Linked DNA regions of Homo sapiens: region 1 is linked to region 2. A link is a contact called in ENCODE Hi-C or POLR2A ChIA-PET data. All regions are on one chromosome and are shown on one strand. The core of a region is the stretch at or near the end of the contact, and the rest is flanking DNA. Distances in the headings are between cores, read along the strand shown.

The links. Hi-C counts contacts between places; a loop is a spot of excess contacts on that map. ChIA-PET counts read pairs that join two places held with the same protein, here RNA polymerase II (POLR2A). Pooled maps may share reads with other maps.
Region 1: a pooled map shows a loop between it and region 2 (4-fold over the local background). The contact joins two enhancer-like sites. A Hi-C loop is called at or near these places in 3 of 50 pooled maps. POLR2A ChIA-PET finds 5 or more read pairs at or near these places in 3 of 52 experiments (GM10248, K562 and T-cell).

What each region holds. Positions count from the first base shown.
Region 1 is chr20:5,098,123-5,102,999 of GRCh38, reverse strand. It overlaps TMEM230 (transmembrane protein 230), which reads left to right. Exons shown (of 4, transcript NM_001009925.2): 4 at 2,069-3,150. The coding sequence ends at 2,209. It also overlaps the pseudogene RNA5SP474. Among named protein-coding and RNA genes, the nearest start is that of TMEM230, 13 kb to the left of the region's middle. Within about 2 kb of position 2,084, at least 2 of the 41 ENCODE cell types and tissues checked have a DNase peak (open chromatin) inside an H3K27ac peak, as active enhancers do.
Region 2 is chr20:4,895,555-4,900,669 of GRCh38, reverse strand. SLC23A2 (solute carrier family 23 member 2) reads left to right here. Exons shown (of 17, transcript NM_005116.6): 6 at 958-1,115. Among named protein-coding and RNA genes, the nearest start is that of RASSF2, 75 kb to the right of the region's middle. RefSeq lists an enhancer at 3,380-3,901. Within about 2 kb of position 2,254, at least 5 of the 41 ENCODE cell types and tissues checked have a DNase peak (open chromatin) inside an H3K27ac peak, as active enhancers do.

The DNA.
Region 1 (4,877 bases), core at 835-3,334, 200 kb before region 2:
TTATCACATTGATTGGTTTGTATAAGTTGAACCATCCTTGCCTCTCTGGGATAAATCCCACTTGGTCCTGATGAATGATCTTTTTAATGTATTGTTGAATTCAGTTTGCTAGTATTATCCTCCTTATTGAGGATTTTTGCATCAATGTTCATCAGGGATATTGGCCTATTTTTGTTTTTTCGATGTGTCTTTGCCTAGTTTTGGTATCAGGGTAAAACTGGCCTAGTAGAATCAGTTTGGAAGTATTCTCTCCATGTCTGTTCAGAATAGTTTCAGTAGGATTAGTATTCTTTTTTTTTTTTTTTTTTTTTGAGACAGGGTCTCATCTGTCATGCAGGTGTAGTGCAGTGGTGCGATCTCAGCTCACTGCAACCTTTGCCTCCCCGGCTTATGTGATCCTGCCACCTCAGCCTCACTAGCAACTGGGACCACAGGCATATACCACCATGCCCATCTAATTTTTGTATTTTTTGTCAAGACAGGATTTTACCATGTTGACCAGGCTGGTCTTGAAATCCTGAGCTCAAGCGATCTGCCTGCCTTGGCCTCCCAAAGTGCTGGGATTACAGGAGTGAACCACCATGCCCAGCCAAGTATTAATTCTTTAACTGGTATAATTCAGCAGCGAAACCATCTAGTCCCAGGCTTCTCTCTGCTAAGAGACTTTTTATTATGGCCTTAATCTCATTACTCTTTGTCTATTCAGGTTTTAGATTTTTTTCATTGTTCAATCTTTGTTTTTATATTCATGTCTGGTACAGCAGATTCCAGCAGAAAAACCAAAAAGATTTTCTTTTACATTTTGTTCTCTGTTGGCAAAACATGTTTTTCTTCCTTTGAGCAACAGTAAACTTCCATAGTTCCTATAGGGGAGGTGGTGGCAGGTAGGCAAACTTGGCCTCTGAGATATTAGACAGTTTGCCCTGTCATAGTTTGGAACAACATGGCTGAGCCTGGCATACAGGAGTCCTGATTGGTAAAGGGCTGTAGCTGGAGCAGCATGCTGTCATTGTAGCTGTGCAGTGCCATGGACATACTGTCAGTATTTGGAGAGAAATAGCAATTCTGTTATATGTGTGGGGTCACTGTGCCTCGTAAGTCAGTTCCTTCTTACAGTAGGTTTGGTTGGAGTTCCTGTTGAGCTTCAATATGAAACCTTAGAAACCTAAAGTAGTTGGTGGTTCTTTCTCATGGGCTGTCCCCACATACACAGTGTCCAAGTTGTCTTGAACCAATTCTGACTATAATTAACACACAACAGGGAACACAGCCAGCCAGGTGCAGTGGCTCAAGCCTATAATTCTAGCATTTTGGGAGGCTGAGGCAGGAGGATTGCTTGAGCCCCAGAGTTCGAGACCAGCCTGGGCAACATAGCGAGACCTCATCTCTACCAAACAAACAAATGTACAAAATGAGCCAGGTATGGTGACTGACACCTGTAACTCCAGCTACTTGGAGGCTGAGGTGGGAGGATCACTTGAGCCTGGGAAGTCGAGGTTGCAGTGAGCTGTAATCACACCACTGTACTCCAGCCCGAGCAACAGAGCAAGACTCTTACCTCAAAAAAAAAGAAAAAAGAGAAAGAAAAGAAAACCTGAAAGGCTGAGAAAAACACAGAGTTTATTGTAGTGGTATCTGTACAATTACAAAAGGTGAAAAACAACCAAAGTGTCCAGCAGCTGTATGTGGGGCAGTTAGGTAAAACTGTAGTATGTCCATTTCGGTGGAATGTTACACATCCTTACAGTTTAAATGTATGAAAAGGTTTTAATAATATTGGCCACAGGACACAGAGTATGGTGTGTTCACAACTAAGAGCTTTAAAAAAAGGAAAAGAAGCCAAAATATCTGGATGAGAATGGGTCATTTTTTTCTTTATAATTGTTAATATTTTGTAGTTTGTCTTCAATTTATAATCAGGAGGAAACCTTTTCCCTTGGTGGTATACAACTCAAAGAAAAAGTACTGAAGAGTATAAAATACTGATCTAAGGATTAGGTCTGTGACGTTTTATTTTAAAATGTGTAACTCTTACGGTACTAATGTGTTTGCCTCCTTCTGCCACCAGGGGGCAGACCGGGCCGTTCCAGTGCTGATCATTGGCATTCTGGTGTTCCTACCCGGATTTTACCACCTGCGCATCGCTTACTATGCATCCAAAGGCTACCGTGGTTACTCCTATGATGACATTCCAGACTTTGATGACTAGCACCCACCCCATAGCTGAGGAGGAGTCACAGTGGAACTGTCCCAGCTTTAAGATATCTAGCAGAAACTATAGCTGAGGACTAAGGAATTCTGCAGCTTGCAGATGTTTAAGAAAATAATGGCCAGATTTTTTGGGTCCTTCCCAAAGATGTTAAGTGAACCTACAGTTAGCTAATTAGGACAAGCTCTATTTTTCATCCCTGGGCCCTGACAAGTTTTTCCACAGGAATATGTATCATGGAAGAATAGAGGTTATTCTGTAATGGAAAAGTGTTGCCTGCCACCACCCTCTGTAGAGCTGAGCATTTCTTTTAAATAGTCTTCATTGCCAATTTGTTCTTGTAGCAAATGGAACAATGTGGTATGGCTAATTTCTTATTATTAAGTAATTTATTTTAAAAATATCTGAGTATATTATCCTGTACACTTATCCCTACCTTCATGTTCCAGTGGAAGACCTTAGTAAAATCAAAGATCAGTGAGTTCATCTGTAATATTTTTTTTACTTGCTTTCTTACTGACAGCAACCAGGAATTTTTTTATCCTGCAGAGCAAGTTTTCAAAATGTAAATACTTCCTCTGTTTAACAGTCCTTGGACCATTCTGATCCAGTTCACCAGTAGGTTGGACAGCATATAATTTGCATCATTTTGTCCCTTGTAAATCAAGATGTTCTGCAGATTATTCCTTTAACGGCCGGACTTTTGGCTGTTTCCTAATGAAACATGTAGTGGTTATTATTTAGAGTTTATAGCCGTATTGCTAGCACCTTGTAGTATGTCATCATTCTGCTCATGATTCCAAGGATCAGCCTGGATGCCTAGAGGACTAGATCACCTTAGTTTGATTCTATTTTTTAGCTTGCAAAAAGTGACTTATATTCCAAAGAAATTAAAATGTTGAAATCCAAATCCTAGAAATAAAATGAGTTAACTTCAAACATTTCAGAAAACATTTTAATGATTTTATGATATCTTTAATCCCAGTACCTAGATCTACCTTAGTTTCTAGGTAGCTGGCATTGTGGGTCACACTCAACTTTCCCTAACTCTGAGGTTATGGACTTGGGCAACTGGAAGCCTGGACATGCCATCAGCTGAGTTGCAAGGCTGTGGGAAGAGCAAGTTTTAGATGTCTACTCAATATCCAAGTGGAGCTGTTGAGGAGGCAGTTGCGATGCATGTGTGTGTCTAGAGTTTAAGAGTGGGTCTTGGATGGAAATAGAAATTTGGGAGTCAGCATTTGGACAGTATCTTAAAAGCTAGAGGGCTGTTTGAGATCACCAGTAGAGTGAGTATAGTTGGAGGAAAAAAAAAAAACTCAGGAAGTGAGGGACAAAGAGAGGGTGACCTGAAGCAGCCTCCAAGATTAGGGACTTTTGGTAATGGGAATGTTGACTGGGGAGTCCAGTAATCTAGAGTGCCTGAGCCTTGACAGTGAATATGTGAGGTGATACATAAAGCTTTATCTTGGAGAGTGGTTGCCGAGCAAAGCTCAGATCAGAAGGTTTTGGCCAACCAAATGATTTGGTTTTTTTATTTATTATTGATTGATTGATTTATTTATTTATTTATTTATTTATTTATTTATTTATTTATTTTGAGACAGAGTCTTGCTCTACTGCCCAGGCTGGAGTGCAGTGGCACAGTCATTTCTCACTGCAGCCTTGAATTCCTGGGCTCAAGTGATCTTCCCACCTTTGCCTCCCAAAGTGTTGGGATTATAGGCATGAGCTACTGAGCCTGGCCTATTTGGTCCTTTTTTAAAAAGTTGATGCTGCTGGTCAAAAAAATAAACAGAAGGGTATAAAGTGAAAAGTAAACATTTGGGCATGGAGTGGAGAGTGTACATTCACTCCAGCTTACCTCTCAAGATTTTCCAAATAAATTTCTTAATATACCCTTCCTGAAATGCTCTAAGCACATAAATATATATCTGGTTTTTAAAACTTGGGCTCCCATTGTATGGTTCTATAATTTCCCCCCCCCAATTCTATTTTGTATATCTTTCCATATCCATGGAGATCAGTCATATTCTTGTTAATGCACATTATAAGTGTAGTTTTTCATACTATGCATTTAGTAGTCATAGGATCAGAGCAGAAATCAACCAACTTCCTACCTGGGGTAGGAATCTCCTCCAGAGTCCCCTGAGGAATGACCTTTGCTGCTCTGTTTGAACATTCACACTTGTAATCTCATTCCAGCTGGCATTGTTACAGAAGTATCATTTATGAAGCCAAAATCAGACTCCCTGCAACTTCTGTGTTTTGACCATAGTTGTATTATTTGGTGTTTTATAGAAAAGACCTAAACCTCTACGGCCATACTACCCTGAATGCTCCCGACCTCATCTGATCTTGGAAGCTAATCCGGGTCAGGCCTGGTTAGTACTCGGACGGGAGAAAAGATCTAAACCTCCATAATAATGTTGAACATTTCTTGACCCCTTTGCCAGATATTCTGCCAAATACTTTCATTACATATCTCATTTTAATCCTTAGAAAAATCCTGAGTTAGCCGGGCACAGTGGCTCATGCCTGTAATCCCCGCACTTTGGGAGCCCGAGGCGGGCGGATCACCTGAGTTTGGGAGTTTGACCGTCCTGACCAACATGGAGAAACCCCATCTCTACTAAAAATACAAAATTAGTTGGGCGTGGTGACACAT
Region 2 (5,115 bases), core at 1,005-3,504:
CCTGACTGGAACAGACGAATTCTTTGTTTTCGAAAACAATGCCAGCTCACAGAAAAAGACAGAAAACACTCCATGCGTATGTAACTTATGAAGCTTATGTAACTTTAATCCCCAGACATGAAAGAACTTTTTTAAAGAAATAGACTAATTAACCTAGAAATGTAGATGCAAAATTCTGTATAAAATATTAGCAAATCAAATCCCAGAAGAAAAATACAGTATGACTAACTAGGGTTTGTTTCAAGCATGCAAGAATAGTTCAGCACATCACAATTCATGATAACAGATTAGAGGAGAAAGGCCTTATGGTTTTAGCAATTTATGCCAGAAAAGCATTTTGGGGAAGAAACCCAAATATTTCTAATAAGAATTACATAAGTAAAATATCACCAGTGCTGATATTGACTGTTTCCTTTGTGAGGCATGGATTCATCCAAGTAATAAGTAATAATGACAGTGAATAGTAAGACAATAAAATGTAATGAAAAGGAGAAATGCAGCTGGGCGTGGTGGCTCACGCCTGTAATCCCAGCACTTTGGAGAGGGAGAGGCAGGCGGATCGCTTGAGCCCAGGTGTTTGACACCAGCTTTGCCAACACGGTGAAAACCCATCGCTACAAAAAATACAAAAATAAGCTGGGCGTGGTGGTGCGCCCCTGTAATCCCAGCTATTTGGGAGGTTGAAGCAGGAGAATTGCTTGAGCCTGGGAGGTGGAGGTCACAGTGAGCCAAGATCGCACCATTGCACTCCGTCGAGGGCAATGGGAGTGAAACTGTCTTAACAACAAAGGAGAAATACTGAAAAAGAAGGAAAAAAGTATGGCTTGGTCGAAAAACCAAGGAGATTCTTTATGTGGGCTATTTTTTAACGACAATAAGAGAGAAGAATTAGGATGAAATCAAGAATAAATGAGGAAGGGTTTACTGTTTCTCCTCTGACCCTTTTCCTGCCCACAGCACTACCTGACATGCTTCAGCGGCACGATCGCAGTGCCCTTCCTGTTGGCCGATGCCATGTGTGTGGGGTACGACCAGTGGGCCACCAGCCAGCTCATTGGGACCATTTTCTTCTGTGTGGGAATCACTACTTTGCTACAGACAACGTTTGGATGCAGGTGAGATTGGGGTACTAATGGGGGATGCCAAAGCCCCCAGAAGGCATTGAGCGCAGAAGGCATTGAGCTGCGCCGTTTGCCTAGGGCTGTTGGCAAGGACAGAATGGAGGCACGGGAATGTCCTAGTGGCCGTTGGTCCCCACCCCTCAGTGTTCCTCCCAGTCATTTCCTCTCTTGGTGAATGGCACCACCGCCACCTTCCCCTACCCAGTTGTCCAAGCTGGAAACTCAGCCTCACTCTCCTTCCCCTGCCCCCTTGGCAAGTCATGCTCGCTCCCCAGCACCCCTCTGTGCCCCTATTCCTTACGTTCAGACCAGAGTGTCCCACCAGGCTCCCCGTTGGCTTCCCTGCCTCCAGGGCACTGCTCTTGGACTCACTTTGTGCCCCACACCCAGTGCCATCTTTCTACTTCCACACCCTCCTCAGGGTGAGCCACACTGCAGCTCTCCTCCCTTTTTACACACCAGGCTGCACCCAGCATTTAGGCTTGCCCTTGCTCTCTGCCCCACTTCCATCTCCAGCCATGCCTCTGAGCCCTGTCTCCTGCCTTCCCTGGCCTCACTCCCAAGGGCCCGCTGTCTACCTTCTTGTGTGTCTTCCCTCAACCCGCCTGGCACACAACAGCTCATCCTCCAGGCCCAGCTTGTCCTGCCCTCCCGACTCTGTGGAGCCCTTCATTGTTCTCTGAATTCCCACCTTGTTTTCATCCTTCCAGTGTGGCCTTTATTCCAGTTTGTCCTTTTTGTTTCTATGTCTTTTTCCCACGGTGCTTCCTCCTTGATGCCAGGGCTTTGGCTTGTTCACTTCTGCATTTCCAGCCACCAGCTTAAATGGACGTGGAGCTGGCACAGGAAGGAAGAGAAACATCCTTATCTACCTTCCTACCTCCTCCTGCAAGCTTGTCTTTTCCTCTCCTTTCCTGCTCCTCTCCCCTCTTCGCAGTGCAGCCTCTTGCTTTACCCCAGGGCACTGCTCAGGAAGTGGAGCCTGCTCTGGCAGGACTGTCCTAAGTTCACGGCCAGCTGTCTCTTGCTCTGTCAGAGACAGGCTGAGTAAGGCCTGGCCCTCCCTGCGGTGGGAGGTGGGTGTGAGCTGAAGTCAGGGACTGCATTCTGATGAGTCAGAATCCTTCGGGACCTCAGGGTTGCCCTAACGCGGCACGGGGATAGGGGAGCCTTGGAGGGCGGTGAGCCATGTGCAGGTGTTCTGGTTGCCAGGATAGGCCACACCCTGGGAGGGTAGGCTGCAGGTCTGCTGATGGAAAGAAGCTATGTGGACTAAAGGCTTTGGGGCTGGCAAGCTCTGATGGTTCCCAGATCCCAGCCCTTGCTAGTCTGCCCACAACCACCAAGCTGGGCTGAAGGGAGGAGGGTCTCCTCAAACCCCCCAGGGGGCAGGGCAGGGATATCACTGACCGACTAGGGGAAGGAGATGTGGTCTGGGCCTTCCAAGAAGGGCTCAACCTGACTAGCACCCTCTTTCATTCTTTGGGTACAGTGTTCAGGGCTCTGTGCTTCAAGTCCAGAGTGCACGGCAGAGCTTTTTTTGGCTCACTCAGGATCCTTACCTTGCCCATGGAGCACTGGTTCTCTGGGGAGATGTTCTTTTTCTAAACCGCTGACTTATCCGTGGATTTGTAGGCATAATCCCTCTGTGAATTTGGTCAGTGTCTCTAGCTGAGCATTATTGGTTGACCTGAATAGGGGATGAAAGCTGTGTTTATTGCAGTGAAGTGTGTACCGTGTGCAGCTCTGCCCCAGCTCATGCCAAGGAGGCCAGGCCTGGCCAGCAGCTGAGCCTGATGGGCAAAGTTGCTAATGGGACACAGAAGGGAGGGCCTGGGGGAACTTGGGGTAAATACTTTTGGTCACAGAGGGCATCATCTTGCCCACTGTTGGGGCACAAGACCTAAACAGAACTACCTGGGTCAGCGTGGTTCACCTCCCTGCTGGCCTGGGAAGCAGTTTGAGCGGAGTAAGAACAGGAGAGGGATTTGACACCCTACTGGGATGGCTCAGGGACCCAAAATGCAGAGCTGTGGCCTGGAGGAGGGTGCGTGTCTGTGCGCCCCATGCCCACAAGGCTGGGTGAAAGCAGCCTTTCTTGCTGTGTTTGTGAGGAGTCAGAGTGAGTCCCCCATGACCTTTGGCTGTGCAAGGAATGGCAGCCCCACCCCTGCTTCCATCCTCCCCACAGTGTGGCCATTTGCTTAGTCATAAATCAGGTGGTGCTGACTCTAATCACGTCAGCAACTGTGTGCTGCTGGGCAGGTGCAGGTGTGCTGGGGACTTTGGTGGGGTGTTGGGCTTGTGATAGGGGTTTTCTATGGTTGTCGGGGTGTGGGTGGTGCCCGTTCTCTTAACCTGGGCAAAGAGAAAGAGTACTGGCTCAGCCCTGCAGATATTCAGTGACTGGTCTATGTGGCAGGTGCGGGGCCTGGCCATTGTGGGGCGCAATGGTGACATCGAAGCACATGGCTTGCAGCACGAAGGGCAGCGCCATCAGGGAGACACAGTGCATCCTCCAGGGGACTTGGTGGGAGCCCTGGAGGAGGTGGTGTTTGAGACAGGCCCTGCAGGCTCCAAGGGCTCTGCCCAGGAGGGCTGAGGGAGCAGCTTCCATCCCAGCAGGGGCAGGAGCAAAGGCAGGAAGTCACAGCCTGGCATGATCCCCCTGCCCAGGCACACAGAGGCCAGAGCTTGGGACTTATCAACAGGCACAGGGAGCATTCAATGGCTTTGTTAGCAGGGGACTCGCCCCCGGGGCTGTGCCTTGAAGGACGTTACTTGGTTACTTAGTATAGGGGGTGAGGACCATCCCAGGGGATCAGTGACATCCATGAGAAAGGTGATGGGGGCCTAGGCAAGCCTCAGGGGTGTGGGATAGGAAGGTGACTGTGCTAGGACTGAACTCATTCCCCAGTCTCACTCTTTCTCGTCCTGGGGGTCCCTTCCTGCTTTGAATCCTTAGCTGGAAAGAGAAGCAGCACGGAATGGAATGTGCTTCATGTGTCCTGATTAAAGAATCTTTCCAGTGGAGCGGCTTAGAGAGAGCCTTTGGGATGGGGGAGGGGAGCGCCCCTGCCAGCACCTTGTGGGCAGTCTGGGCCTCCCAGGCTGAGGGGGGCTTTTGCTGTGAATCTGAGCCTGCAGTGCTGTGTGTTGCCTGCACCCCTTGCTTCCTCTCCGACCAGCAGGTGGGCAGTGAGCTGGGGCTCCGGTGGGGGCTCCTGCTCCGCACGGCCTCAGACCCTGTCTGCAGACCTTCTTCCGTGTGGGTCCTTAGCACACTTGGGGGCCTGCTGTGCAGGGGGCTGCGTGTCTGAGGCAGCGAAGGGGCACTGAGGCAACGAGAGAGGCCGCTGGTTCCCCCCTTGACTGGCCAGTCACCGTGGGGGGCACGTTTGCTGCACCCCATGTTCGTGTGTCTCCTCTTCTCTCATCCCCCCCACGTCTCTCCACCCTCCATCCCTTCCTGTTGGGATGCAGACTCCTCCACCCTTCCTGTTCCCATCTTTGCGCTAGGCCAGACGAGGCCAGGCTACCTTGTCAGCCGCACCACCTCTCACAGCCTTGCCTCAGGTTTCCTGTGGGGTTAGTGAGGGAAGAGCAGAAATCCCCAAATGGCCAACTCCTCCGTGAGCATATGCGCTGTTCCCATCCAGCAGAGCAAGGTTGGCAGCCAGACCTCAGTAGGGTGAGGCCCCCTCTGGTACTTGGACACCCAGATCTCACTCAGGACAGCATCTGTTCTAGGGGTGCTCACCAAGATCAATACTGCCAGAGCTGGACGCATGGCCATTGCAAGTGAAAGTCAGATTTTGGGATACTTTTATGGAATTCTAACCCCTTGGGTATCAAACCTACATTTCTGAGGATAGAGATATGTTTACAGCATGTGGCATTATGACCTTGGACAAGTGACCCCTCGAGCCCCGTTTCCTTTGTGAAAATGAAAGAAGGCTTCTCCCTCAGGTGTCCTGGGAATGATATATTTCGC